2 separate regions of the Homo sapiens genome follow, and region 2 is linked to region 1. Evidence: chromatin contacts called from ENCODE Hi-C or POLR2A ChIA-PET data. All regions are on one chromosome and are shown on one strand. Each heading gives the region's core, a stretch centred on a gene start or an enhancer-like site at or near the end of the contact. The rest is flanking DNA. Distances are from core to core; before and after follow the strand shown.

What was found. A loop is a pair of places that touch in the nucleus more often than their neighbours do. ChIA-PET counts read pairs that join two places held with the same protein, here RNA polymerase II (POLR2A). Pooled maps may share reads with other maps.
Region 2: a map of CD4-positive, alpha-beta memory T cell shows a loop between it and region 1 (15-fold over the local background). The contact joins two enhancer-like sites. A Hi-C loop is called at or near these places in 17 of 168 maps with a recorded cell type or tissue (CD14-positive monocyte, CD4-positive, alpha-beta T cell, CD4-positive, alpha-beta memory T cell and 13 more), 28 of 37 single-sample maps with no recorded cell type and 24 of 50 pooled maps. POLR2A ChIA-PET finds 5 or more read pairs at or near these places in 1 of 52 experiments (K562).

Annotation. Positions count from the first base shown.
Region 1 is chr9:98,971,450-98,977,989 of GRCh38, forward strand. All of the region lies in intron 2 of COL15A1 (collagen type XV alpha 1 chain), which reads left to right. Among named protein-coding and RNA genes, the nearest start is that of COL15A1-AS1, 30 kb to the left of the region's middle. RefSeq lists enhancers at 1-181, 182-759. Within about 2 kb of position 3,667, at least 13 of the 41 ENCODE cell types and tissues checked have a DNase peak (open chromatin) inside an H3K27ac peak, as active enhancers do.
Region 2 is chr9:98,846,454-98,852,993 of GRCh38, forward strand. GALNT12 (polypeptide N-acetylgalactosaminyltransferase 12) reads left to right here. Exons shown (of 10, transcript NM_024642.5): 10 at 2,499-3,628. The coding sequence ends at 2,639. Among named protein-coding and RNA genes, the nearest start is that of GALNT12, 42 kb to the left of the region's middle. RefSeq lists an enhancer at 2,194-2,488. Within about 2 kb of position 2,123, at least 5 of the 41 ENCODE cell types and tissues checked have a DNase peak (open chromatin) inside an H3K27ac peak, as active enhancers do.

The sequences.
Region 1 (6,540 bases), core at 2,417-4,916:
GAAAAGGAAAGTCCGTACACCGAGAAGAGCTGACAACGAAACTCTTCCCAGATGCCCATGGGTGCTCACGCCTGCCCGCACCTGCTGGCCTTCACTGTGCCACCTAGTCCACATGGTCCCTGGGGTGGCTTTGTGCCCAGGATCCAGGAAACAGAGGTTGAGGGAAGGGGGTAAAGGAAGGGACGTAAAGACCCCCACTGCAGCAAGACAGCAGGAACCACTGCTTCTTCCTGAGATTGGATATGCTCTTGCACTGCGGCTAACTGCTGCCAGGACTGAGGGGTCCGCGTGTGTGCGCATGCACGTGGGCATGTGTGAAGGGAGCGGTGGTGAGCAGAGCTGGGTCACAGGATAGGGGAGTCACCCCATGCTCTCAGCAGAGCCGGGTCACAGGATGGGGGAGCCACCCCACGCTCTCTCTCTCTGGGCTGCTCTCCTCAGTTCCTTATCCGCTGGGCCTGTTCATCAATTATGTTGCTAATTCTTTCATGGCTAGCAGGTGGTTGTGAGGCTGAACGGAGGTGCTGTACTGACAGCTTGAGAGTGCCCCGCCCTGGTCAGCACCCAACCCAATGAGCGAGGACTCCCAGTGTTTACCAAATGCTCACTACACACCAGGCCCTGTGCGAAGTAGGGTTCTCACTGTGTTGTCCGTTCTCACAATATCTCTGTGAGCCAGGTCCTAGTGCTGCCCCACTTTATAGATTAGGAGGCTACAGAGGGGCGAGGTGATCTGTGGAAAGGCCATGAGTGGCAGACCCAGGACTAAGCATAGGTCTGTCTGATGCCAAAGCCCAGGCAGTTAGCCCTTACCCGTGGCTGTCACTTGAGAGTGGGCATCAGATTGACGCAGGCAAGACCCTGAAAGACTCTGATTCCATAGGCCCAAGCAGGAGGGGCAGACCTCTGACTTTTAAAAGCTCCCAGGGGTGACTCTGATATGTGGCTAGGGCTGCAAACTTCACACCAGCCTACCTTACCTAGTCCCATTTGAATCTTGACTCCAACTGCTTATTAACCTCATGGATTTGGAACAGTAATTTAAGCCTCAGTTTTCTAACCTGCAAATGGGGATAATAATATCATCCATCTCAGAAAGAATCAAGTGTAAGGATGACTGATTTGTGGAAAGCCCTTTGAACAGCACTTGGCATGCAGCAAGCCTGCAGAAAATTTTAGCTGCTGATGCTGTTGTTTCTTGACATTCTGTTCATTCAGAGTCCCCTTTGCCAGGCTCTGTGCTGGTGCTGAGGACCGAGAGATGAGTTGGCATGGTCCATGCCCAGGGCCCATGTCTAAGCATATGAGAGCAAGGTGAACTGGCCACTGGACTGCAGACAGATGAGGGTGTCTGGGAGGAAGGATGGAGGGGGACTGAGGGAACACAGAAGTATGCAGCTGGGCCTGGGAGAGCCACAAGGAAAGCTTGAAAGGCAATGGGCTGTAACAGGCAGAGCCCAGCTTCACATCTTCAGTGCTGGCTGCTGCACCGAGGATTCTGAGTGAGTGACTTCCTGTCTCTGGGGCTTGACTCCCTACTCTGCAAAATGAGAGAATGATCCCTGCGTTGCCTGCCTCCTGGCAGAAGGAACGGGTAAGAGGATGCTTTGGAAACAGAAGAGGATACTGGACAGGTGAGGATTACTTCCTGCTGGGCTAAGTGCTTTTCAGCTGCTGGCCAGGAAAACCAAGCTTCAGCCAGGACCCCAGCTCCAGGCTTCCTCAAATCGTCTTCTCCAGTTTAGGTCAGAGGCTCGAGAAAGCAAGAACGAGAGAACAAGAGAGCAAGAGAGAAAGAGAGAGAGGGAGAGAGAGAGAGAGAGGGAGGAGAGCTTATACAGTAACTTCATTGAACAGGAAAATTCCTATGCTATATATGAAAACCGGAAAAGAGAAGGAGGCGTTCTAAGTTTACATGTAGAAAAATGCTCTTCTGTAATTCAGAAAAATAGGGTCTTTGATTGTGGCCGAGCCAGGTCTACTTTCTAAGTTGATCCAGGATTTTTTCCCTGGCAAGGAAACAGTTCTTTTTTAAGAAATGCATCGGGTGATAGGTTTTTCTAAGAACCTCTCGCACCTTTGCTGGGTGCAGATAAACCCTCAGGCACCGTGGATTGTGTTGTGTTCATTTTCCTCAGAAAGGGAGTCAGGTGGAAACGGGAGCCCCCAGAGACTCCAGCCTGGGTGGGGCTGAGTTTCCACACAGGCAGAGAGCTGTGACATTTTCCTGAGCACAGTGCTCCTTGCCTCTGGCCAGGCCTTGCTGGCTAAAGACAAGGAAGTCTGTGGGGAGGGCTGGGTTTGTCCCGGCCCCTGTTGGAGTCATTCCTTCCAGGCCTGAAGGCTGTGGACTGAAAGAACCGGCAGTTAGGGGCGGTTAGAAAAACTGAAACACTGGCGGGAGACAAGGAGGAGGCAGACGATGAGGCTGTCAGACCTGGCAAGGGCCTTTGGAAAATATTTAGTCCAAGGCTCTAGTTTGACAGATATTGAACCTGAGGCTCAGAGAAGGGAAGGGACTGCTCAAAGTCATATGCCAAGTTGGTGGCAGAGTCCACCTTGCAGGCTGAGGCCCTTTCCACCACCCCATGCAACATCTGAGAGGTCAGGATGTAGAAGTTGAGGCCGACTTGTGTGTGGTCTCAGAGGGGTAGAGAGCTAGGCCCAGCCAGGTGGGTGGGAGTTGCAGGGGCGGTTGCCTCAGTTCAACATGAGAAAGGACTTCCGAAGACTTCGAATTGTGCAGCAATGGTCAGGTGGCCGTGAGTGGAGATGAGCAGGTGGAAGCCAGGTGGCTTTGGATGGGTGAGCATTGTAGGAAGCTCCTCCCCAGGTGGTGAGCTGCACTGTCCCACACAGTCTGCGGTTGCTGAACTCCTGTCCCTCCAGGGAGGTGGGAGAAAGGGAAGTCACATGCCAGATGTGATTTAGACATACCCAGGGTCCTTGGGGGCCACCTCTCTGTAGGGGTGTCCAAAGGGAAGGGAAAGAACCGTCCCAGAAGATGCAAGAACCCCACCCTCCCAACTTGCTGGCAGGACAAGCTGACAAAGGGCAAGGAGGAGGGACACGTGGCTTCTCCGACGGTCTGCCCCCCATGCTGCAGGCGCAGAGGAGGGGGACTGAGCACCTCCTCTTCTCCCCAGGGACTGAGTGCCAAGAAACTCAGGTGAGAGGAGCCCTTCTGGGGTCCCAAGGGCAGTCCCCCCACCTTACCCTACATACCCTCATCCTACTGGTCCAGCCCCAGGCCACAGGCAGTATAGGGTCATCTGGACCCCCTCAGCCCCGGCCCCCCAGTGGGAATACACCCACCCGCTTGCAGGAGTCACCGTGGCCCCGTTTAAGCTGACTGAAGTGTGCCGTCGGTCTTTAGAGGCGTGTGTGGGAATGGTAGAAACCCAGGAGGGGCACCTTCAGCCTTTCCCAGCACTCGGTGCAGAGAAACAGCAGAGGAGGGAAAGGAGGCGTTATGGGTTCTAGGCCTGGCTTGGCCAAACTCACTGCATGGCCTCAGACCTGCTCTCTTGGGTCCCTTAACAGACCTTTCGCTTTGAGTCTGTTGTTGGGATCCCGGTTCACAGCGCAGGTGGAAAGCCTTCCTTGCAGTTGGTGGAAGCGCAGTTCCCGTAGAGACCGCCAGGAGCCGCTGCCGCGCACGGTCCCGGGGCGTCCTCAGCCTCCCTCGCGCCTCCGTCCGGACATATCCGCAGCGCTCCTTCACCTGGAGCGAGGAACGCTCCTTAGCCTCCTCTGGCTTTAAATGCTAACTAGCGCTAGCGCTGGGCTCAGGTCCCAGATGATCGTCTGTGAGAGGGAGCTTTGCAAAGCCAGCTACAGTTCTCTAGGGAGGCAAGGCTCCAAAGCTCAGGCTAGTCCCGGGCACTGCTTCAGGACCCCACAGATGGAAGGACTGATCCAGCCCATCGCACGGAAGGGGAAACCGAGGCCCAGCGGGGTAGGGGAGGTGCCAGATGATGTCCCTGAGCCTGTGGCAGAGAGGAGGAGGAGAGGTGAGAGTTCGCTCCTGTTCTTCATCTCTGGCCAAATCGCTGTCATCTGTGTGGAAGGAAAACCTGAACCCTGCTCTGTTTGTTTCTTCATGGCTGGGATTCTGCCTGGTTTCCATGGAAACTGGCTTTGGACCCTTGGGAGGAAAGTCGCACCCTGCCCTGACTGCTCAGATTTTCCTCTGCCTCCTCTGTCTCTGAAACCGTCTGATTTCTCCTCTCTGCGCCCTGAGGAGGGGCCACCCCAAAACTGCACTTAGGAGTCTGAACTAGATTTGAGGGAGGGAGGCTCAGGTTGTCTCTCCCTGTGTCCGTTCCTTCACAGCATCCCCTTGGCTCTGTGGATGTTTAGAGGAGGGGGGATGACTTTGGCCCTTTTTGCAGAGTGAGAGTGGGGCCCCCGTGTGTTGGGGTGCAGCTGAGCCTGACTGGAAAGATTTAGATGTAAGAAGATGGGGAAGAGTGATGTCACTAGAAGGAATAGCATGAGTGAAGGCAAAGACACGGGGGGAGAATGAGGAGATGAAGCAGAGGGTGTCTCGAGTAGAATTTTGCTTTTATGCTGAAGGCACTGGGGAGCCATTGAAGGCTTTGGAGCTTGTAATAGGAGCAGATGACTACTAATGGTCACCTAGATAGTGAGCTGCTTGAGCACACATGTTCCAGGCTTAGCTCCATGTCTCCAGCACTACACAAGGCACAATGTGGGAGCTTTAGAAATATGATCAAATTCATGAATTGGAAAAGTAAGTTGAAAACCCCCATTGGAAATGAAGCTATCTCTAAGCATTAATGAAGTGAGAGAATAAGACCGGTCAGATGCAGCCCCAGGAAGTGTTTGAAGGCAGTGAAAATACATAGAATAAATCACAGTGGATGTGGCTCTGAGAGTCTATCTGGTCTAACTCTCTGATGGGAAAACTGAGATCAGGGAGGGGGACTAGCTGGCCCAAGGTCACAGACAGAGTCTTGAACCTGAGTCCTTCCTCCCCTCCCTGGGTCTCTCATTGCCCCATGGATTCATGCCTCCCAGATGGGCTCTCTGGGCCAGTGGATCCAGCATCGTGGAGATGGGAGGGAACGTGGACTTTCAGGTGATGGATGGGCATGCAGTGAGGTCACTGTTGGATGTCAGACTGGAGCCCGACCTCAGTGACTCTCACCAGGGCCTCAGACTGTGAGCCTGGCACCTTCAATTCAGGAATGCCTAGGATTTAGTTCAGCCAGCAAACACTTCCTGAGGACCTGCTCAGGGACAGAGCCTGGGTGTGGGGGAGACAGGGAGAAGTGGACGCCAGTTCCTACACTTAAGGAGGTTCCAAGATGGTAGGGTCCAACACCTTAGTCATATAATGCCATATATGCTACATAGAGTCAGGGCCAAGTGCAGGAGCGGGAATGCCCAGACTACCTGGTGGGGGAATCCAAGAAGACTTCATGGAGGAGGTGATGACATTGAAGTTGGGCCCTGAGATGTGTGGAGCAGTTCCTCAAGTGGAGGGAACAGCATACACAAAGGCTCAAGGGTGTAAAATGTAGGACCCATTCAGGATACCTTGAGTTTTCCAGTATGACAATTGCATGGGAAATAGCAGGGTAATAATAATAGGGAAAGAAATGGCAGCTACCATTTATTAAGCACTCTGTGTGCTAAGCAGTGTGCTAAACATTTTAGGTATATTATTTTATTTAAGTCACACAACTGTCCTCTGAGAGAAGTATTATTATCTGGGGATAAGTGTGGGCCGCTTCCAAGAATCCTCAGGCTGCAGAGTTCCATCAGCATGCTCCACGCCAGTCCCCAGTCCCCTCCAAAATGGTGGGATGTCTTCCCACCAGCTGTGATCTCCACCCTCCTCCCTTCTTGCCCAGCACAGAGCCATCCAAGGTCAAGCCCATGGACCCAGTTGCTGGGCCTGTTTGTCTTGGCTCCCTGGCTTCTCCTCCCCTCCCTGGTGGCTGCCTAAACAGGTGGCCCTCCTGCTGGAGGCCAAAGGGAAATGAGCCAGCAGGCCCAGGCGCAGCCGCGAGTGAGCATGGGTCACTCCAGGTCAGGGGTCGTCCCCTACCACGCCATGCCATGGGACAGTGGATGTGGAAGGATGTGGTGGGGGTTGCTGAGAGCAGAGCTGGGCTGCTGGGGCTGACTTGGGCTTGCTCTACATTCATGGCTGGCCTCCCTCTTGGCGGACTCTGTGGAAACAAGGCCTGCGGGCCAGCGCCTATCCATGTGTCCTGTCTTGAATGGCTGAGGTCTAGGGGGATGGAGGGTGGGAGGGTTAGGAAGGGATCTTTTTTGCAGACTTTGGTTTTTGTTAAGCTTATACCTTGCATTTCCCATCTGTCGTCTCATTGAATCCCCACATGGGAAGTGGGCAGGGACCTCCCCTGATCACCAGGAAGTCATCGCCCAAAGGCTTTGTGTTTGGTAAAGGGCAAAGGAGGGGTCTCATCCCAGCTGTGTCCAAGGAAGAGGATGTTCTCCACTGCAGGCTGCCTCCTTTGCCCCCTCTCCAGCTGACCAACCATT
Region 2 (6,540 bases), core at 873-3,372, 130 kb before region 1:
AGGGCTTTAAATGAGTAAGCCAAATAGCCCAAGTGTAAGGATGTTAGCCAAAGTGTTAGATCCAGATATAAGCCACCCCACCTCTCTAAGCCTTGTTTTTCCCAGCTTTAAAATAGGTACAATAGGCCAGGCACAGTGGCTGACGCCTGTAATCCCAGCACTTTGGGAGGCCAAGGCAGGTGGATCATCCGAAGCCAGGAGTTCGAGACCAGCCTGGCCAATATGGCAAAACCCCATCTCTACTTAAAAAAAAAAATAGCCAGGTGTGGTGGCATGCCCCTGTAGTCCCATCTACTTGGGAGGCTGAAGCAGGAGAATCACTTGAACCGGAAGGCGGAGGTTGCAGTCAGCCGAAATCATGCCACTGCACTGTAGCCTGGGAGACAGAGCGAGACTCCGTCTCAAAAAAAAAAAAAAAAAAAGGTGCAATAATAGCAGACTTACTTTACTGAGGATTAGATGCATAGCCAGAAATATTCTTTGGAAACTATAAAGCTCGATAGAGATTAGTTGTTGCTTGTGGTATTATAACCAAGAAAACACCTCTGATAGAGTAGTCTCCCTGGATAGTCACAGTTGATTTGAAACTGAGGGTTACCTCAGACCTGAGGGTGCTGGCCCCACCACACTTGCAGTCAGCTTGCATCAGGACTTGTAAATCGATCATATCCTTTGACTCACTAAAAAGCATGTGAGGGAATAAATCCAAAGAAAATCATTTGAAAGAAAAAAATTCATTGTTTTTTATCTCCCTGGGCAGCTTTCACTCCCAATATACTGCTTATAAATGGGTTTATTCTAAAGATGATTAAAAGCTGGAATATGTTTTCCTGCAGAAAAATGTTGTCACTAGCAATGACATTTGCAGGCTGCCCAGAAAAGCCACACACCATGGTGTTACCTATTGAATACAGGAAAATAAGAAGGAAAAATACTTCTGCACACCCCAGACGTCTCTGATCTTCTTGAATGTCCTCCTCTTCCCATCTTTCTCCCAACCAGAAGCCATTGTAAGCCCTCAAGGAATGGTAGTGGACACTAGAAACAATAAAATCAGTTTGACATATCAAAAATTTTATCTTAAATTTCAGTGACCATTTAAGGAAAAGGAAGTTTGTTCAGGAGGCTGGGAAGAAGGATACTGAATTGGATTTTTTACCTTTCTTCAGGACGCTTAATACTTTGATTCATATGTGAAAAGGATACAGCTTGATTTATTATATTTCATCAGTCATGCCCTAAATATATATATATAAAACAAATATATATTGAACAGAAACATATGTGAATTCTGAAGGAAATGTCCCCACTTATATTCACTAGACCATAATAGAAAGCTTAGTTCTTAGGGCTGGATCTTTTTTTTTTTTTTTTTTTTTTGAGACGGAGCCTTGCTCCACCAAGGCTGGAGTGCAGGGGTGCAATCTCAGCTCACTGCAACCTCTGCCTCCTGGGTTCAAGCGATTCTCCTGTCTCAGTCTCCTGAGTAGCTGGGACTACAGGCGCCCGCCACCACGCCCAGCTAATTTTTTGTATTTTTAGTAGAGATGGAGTTTTGCCATGTTGGCCAGGCTGGTCTTGAGCTCTTTGGCCTCAAGTGATCCACCTGCCTCAGCCTCTCAAAGTGCTGCGATTACAGGCGTGAGCTACTGTGCCCAGCCTTGTATTTTCTTATGTAGGCCTAAAAACCTCTGAAATGTCATTTCTTGGATTCTACAAAACATGAGTTTGGATTTTTTTGAATGAAAAAAGTTCCATTTAGTGAACAGCACATCACAAAGGTTTTTCACTGATGTTGTTATTCACTCTGCCTGTTTGCTGCTCAGCCATGATTAAGTTCGTTGCATACAGCTTATAACAGAGAGGCAGAGGGAAAAGATAAACACCAGGCCTGAGAGAGAGACTTGCTGAGATAATTGAGCAAGGGCTGGCAGAAAGGAGAGAAGCAGGAGGTCATTAAAGAAGACCATCGTCTTTGGGGTTTGGGAATTGGCACAAGGCATATAACCCACTGATTCTCTGATGTGTGACAGGTGAGTAGCTCAGGCCAAGTGACTGGCTTCCTCATCCATCTGGTCTGTGGCTGAGCTGGGACTACAGCCAAGTTTCCACACTCTGTTTAAATACCTAAGAGAAAGAGATCACCCTGCACGGAATGAGTTGACCTAAGAGGAGTGAAAGAGATAAACAAAGGATCTTTGTTCCTGATTTCCCTGAAGGAAGCCAAATGCAATAGGGAGATGTAGGGTATGACACATGCCCAGAGCAGCCAGCAGGTGGCACCATCGGTCCTGTGAGAGGCAAGCGGGACGCAGCCTGTACAAGCCTGGTGCTGTGTCCCCGGGACAGTCCTGAGTTGCTGCGTTACACGGAAGACACTTACCCCTCAATAAATATTTCTGAAATGGTAAAAATCAGACCCTGATCTCTTTAAAACATGTCTTTAGGAAAAAGAGACTTTTCTGATGACTTGCCTGTCATTCTGTTATCTTTTGTAGGATGGATCTTTATTTCACGAACAGTCCAAGAAATGTGTCCAGGCTGCGAGGAAGGAGTCGAGTGACAGTTTCGTTCCACTCTTACGAGACTGCACCAACTCGGATCATCAGAAATGGTTCTTCAAAGAGCGCATGTTATGAAGCCTCGTGTATCAAGGAGCCCATCGAAGGAGACTGTGGAGCCAGGACTCTGCCCAACAAAGACTTAGCTAAGCAGTGACCAGAACCCACCAAAAACTAGGCTGCATTGCTTTGAAGAGGCAATCATTTTGCCATTTGTGAAAGTTGTGTTGGATTTAGTAAAAATGTGAATAAGCTTTGTACTTATTTTGAGAACTTTTTAAATGTTCCAAAATACCCTATTTTCAAAGGGTAATCGTAAGATGTTAACCCTTGGTATTTAGAAAATTAAAACCTTATAATATTTTTCTATCAAGATGTATATTTTACAGTCGTGCCTTTTACTCTCATTAGCAAAAAAGATAAAGATTTTATTTTGGTATTTACAAGAATTCCCAGGTACGAAGATATCTGCATGGGTGGAAATCAGGTTCAAGCAACGTACTTTGCATTAACTGATAATACCTCAGCTGCGGGGTTAAAGTTTTCCCAGTATAGAGAGACTGTCACTAGGAACATTGTATTGATTTATTCAGGTCATTGAGATCTTCTAGATGTATTTTAAAAAGAATGCTTTTTGGTTATGTGTTGCTACCACAGTTAACACTCCATAATGTTCATGTCAGCCAAAGAGGACTAACCAAAGCTGAAATCTCAGAGAACAATTTGCTTTACTAAGCTGAGTCAACTTGAGAGCGAACTTCTAACAATGCCGCACTGTAGTGTGGCTGGTTCTACCACTATGACTTTAAAACATGTTTATATCATTTTTAATTTTTATGATACGGTAGTGTCAGGGAGAAATGTAATGTTCTATATGAAATTCCTTTTTCAAGTTTGTTCATTAATAACAGTTATTAATTTAAATCAGCGTTAGAGTTTGTGCTGCTGCAACTGCTGTGAAAATTTCTCTGAGTAATTCTGATTTGTGAATGATCCCAGACCAACCCTGAGATTTTGTCAACCTGATTAAGTCAATATGAATGATTAAAAAGATGTGAGAACACTGACTGCAGATCTTTTTGTACTGTAAACCAAAAATAAAATTCTAGGGCCGGGTGCGGTGGCTCACGCCTATACTCCTAGCACTTTGGGAGGGCAAGGAGGGCAGATCACTTGAGGTCAGGAGTTCGAGACCAGCCTGGTCAACATGGCGAAACCCCGTCTCTATTAAAAATACAAAAATTAGCTGGACGTGGTGGCATGCGCCTGTAATCCCAGCTACTCCGGAGGCTGAGGCAGAAGAGTCTCCTGAACCCAGGAGGCGGAGGTTGCAGTGAGCCAAGATCGCGCCACTCTACTCCAGCCTGGGCGACAGAGCCAGACTTTGCCTCAAAAAATAAAAAATAAAATTCTGGGGTCCCCCATCTGATTGAATGGACTCCTCTCTTGGCCAAGAAGATCCCAAAAAAACCTGAACCTAGTTCAGAACTGAAAAACTAGTTCAGGCCATGATGAGAAGGGAGCAGTATCCAGACAAGCCTCATTACCCTCTCCTCCCTTTGGAGTTTAAAGACAACTGACTGGCATTCACGTTAAAACAGATCTCTTAAGATGGACCAAACAGACTCTTTGTAGCAACACATACCAAATTCCAACCTGACTGGTATAACATCCTATGACCCTGAAGGAAATCCAAGTATTTTGCCACAAAATATATTTCTTTAACATATTCTGAAATGGCCCTGCAAAGCTGTCTCTTGCGGGGGAAATTTACATTCTGTAGAGAATCTCCTTCCCTAACTAGGTCTTTTCAGGAGAGTCTGACACTTTTTAAGGTCTGATAAGAGACCTTCACATCTATTTTCTCTGAAGCCTGCTACCTGGAGCTTCATCTACATAAGAACCTTGGCTTCCACCCACCATCCCCCCCACCCCACCCCACCCCACCCCACCCCTTACTTAGTTCAGCTGACTTGGACTCTTCAGGCAGAGCTTAACTCTTTCAACCAATTGCCAATCAGGAAATCTTCGCATTCGCGTGTGACCTGGAAGCCCCGCCCCCCGCCCCCTTCTTTAAGATGTCCCGCCTTTCCAGGCCAAACCAAGTTATGTCTGCCTGTAACTTCTGTTTCCCTAAGATGTGTAAAATCAAGCTGTAACCAACCACCTTGGGCACATATTCTCAGGACCTCCTGAGGTTGTGTCACAGGCCATGATCCTTAACCTTGGCAAAATAAACCTCTGAATGGATTGAGACCTGTCTCAGATAGTTTTTGGTTTACAGGACCAATCAGATGGGAGCGATGAAGATACACGTGGAATTGATTAAAAGGTATCAATTTGTGTCTCAGGCTCTTTTTGACATACATTCTCCACTCAGATCCTGTCAAGGACCAGTTTAACATTTACCCAGAAACAACTTGGCTTGGGCTGGCTCGAATCCATCTGATGCAACTTAACTTATCTGTACTTCAGTTTCTTCATTGGAAAAACAGGGATAATTAAACCAAGATATGGGATAGCTGTGAGGATTAAATAACACATAGCAGGTCAGGGCTTAGGCCCTGGTGTTACCAGAAAGGGATCTGGATCTTGGATTACGCACAAGAAAGAATTCAGGGTGAGTCCAAAGAGTAAAGTGAAAGCAAGTTTATTAGAGAAGTAAAGAAACAAGAATGGCTATTCCATTCTTGGGGGTCCAGAGTACCCCCGAGGACTACTGGTGGGCTATTTCTGTAGTTATTTCTTGATTATATGCTAAACAAGGAGTGGATGATTCATGAGTTTTCTGAGAAAGGGGCGAGGACTTCCCAGAACTGAGGGCTCCTTCTCATAGACCATATAGAGTAACTTCTTAGCATTGCCATGGCACTTGTAAACTGTCATGGTGCTGGGGGGAGTGTCTTTAGCAGGTGAATGCATTATAATTAATGTATAATAAGCAGTGAGGACCACCAGAGGTTGCTTTCATCCCATCTTGGTTTTGGTGGGTTTTGGCTGGCTTCTTTACTGCATCCTGTCTTATCAGCGGGTTCTTTGTGACGTGTATCTTCTGCTGACCTTCTATCTCATCCTGTGACTAAGAATGCCTAACCTCCTGGGAATGCAGCCCAGCAGGTCTCAGCCTCATTTTACCCAGCCCCTGTTCAAGATGGAGTTACTGTGGTTTGAACACCCCTGACACTGGCCCACAGTATGGGCTTATTAAATATCAGCTTCTATTTTCAGAAATGTACTTTAATATTTATTCAAAAATAAATATTAAGTAGTTTAGCTTTTTAAAATCTTTATGGGATTAAACAGCTCTTTAGCAGGCAGGAATAGCTTTCGACACAGCTCAGTTCTCATAAATGTGAGGCAGTGTGGGCCAAGCTTCCCTTCCTACCGCTGTGGGAACTTGTGAAAACAGACGCAATGCCCCCCCTCAACCCATGAGTTAGGAAGTCCTACCCTGTCTCCCCTCCCCACCGTTTCTGTCACATCAGTGTGAGCTTGATGAAGGGGTGTTGGGCCCTCCCAGATGCAGGGAGACAGTTCAGGCAGACATAAAATTAATGCTGACAAAATCCATCAAGAGTGCAGGGAGGCTGCAGAGGTTGCATGTCTGGAGAGTCTGCCGAGCATGGCAGCTAATTAGTTTTGCTTGAGAAGTCGCCCCTCTAACTCCTGCATCCGCTTACATTCGGTCATTTTTAGGCTCGAAAACAGTCAATATAAAATAGAAATCATATTTTGGGGGGTGTCAAGGGAAATCTTTACACAGACTGGGAGGGAATTTACAACATCTCGAGAAAACGTTCTCTTCACCGATGGGTGAAGAGCCTGAGAAAAAGCCCATAGGGATGTGAGGGAATTCACACATCTATTCACTGTACCCGAGTGGGTTCCCACCTGCCCCCACCTGCCCCCACCTGCCTCCCTGGCAGGTGTGAATCCAGGGCTGATGTGTGGAGTTGGAGTCCTGGGGGCCAGCCCCAGC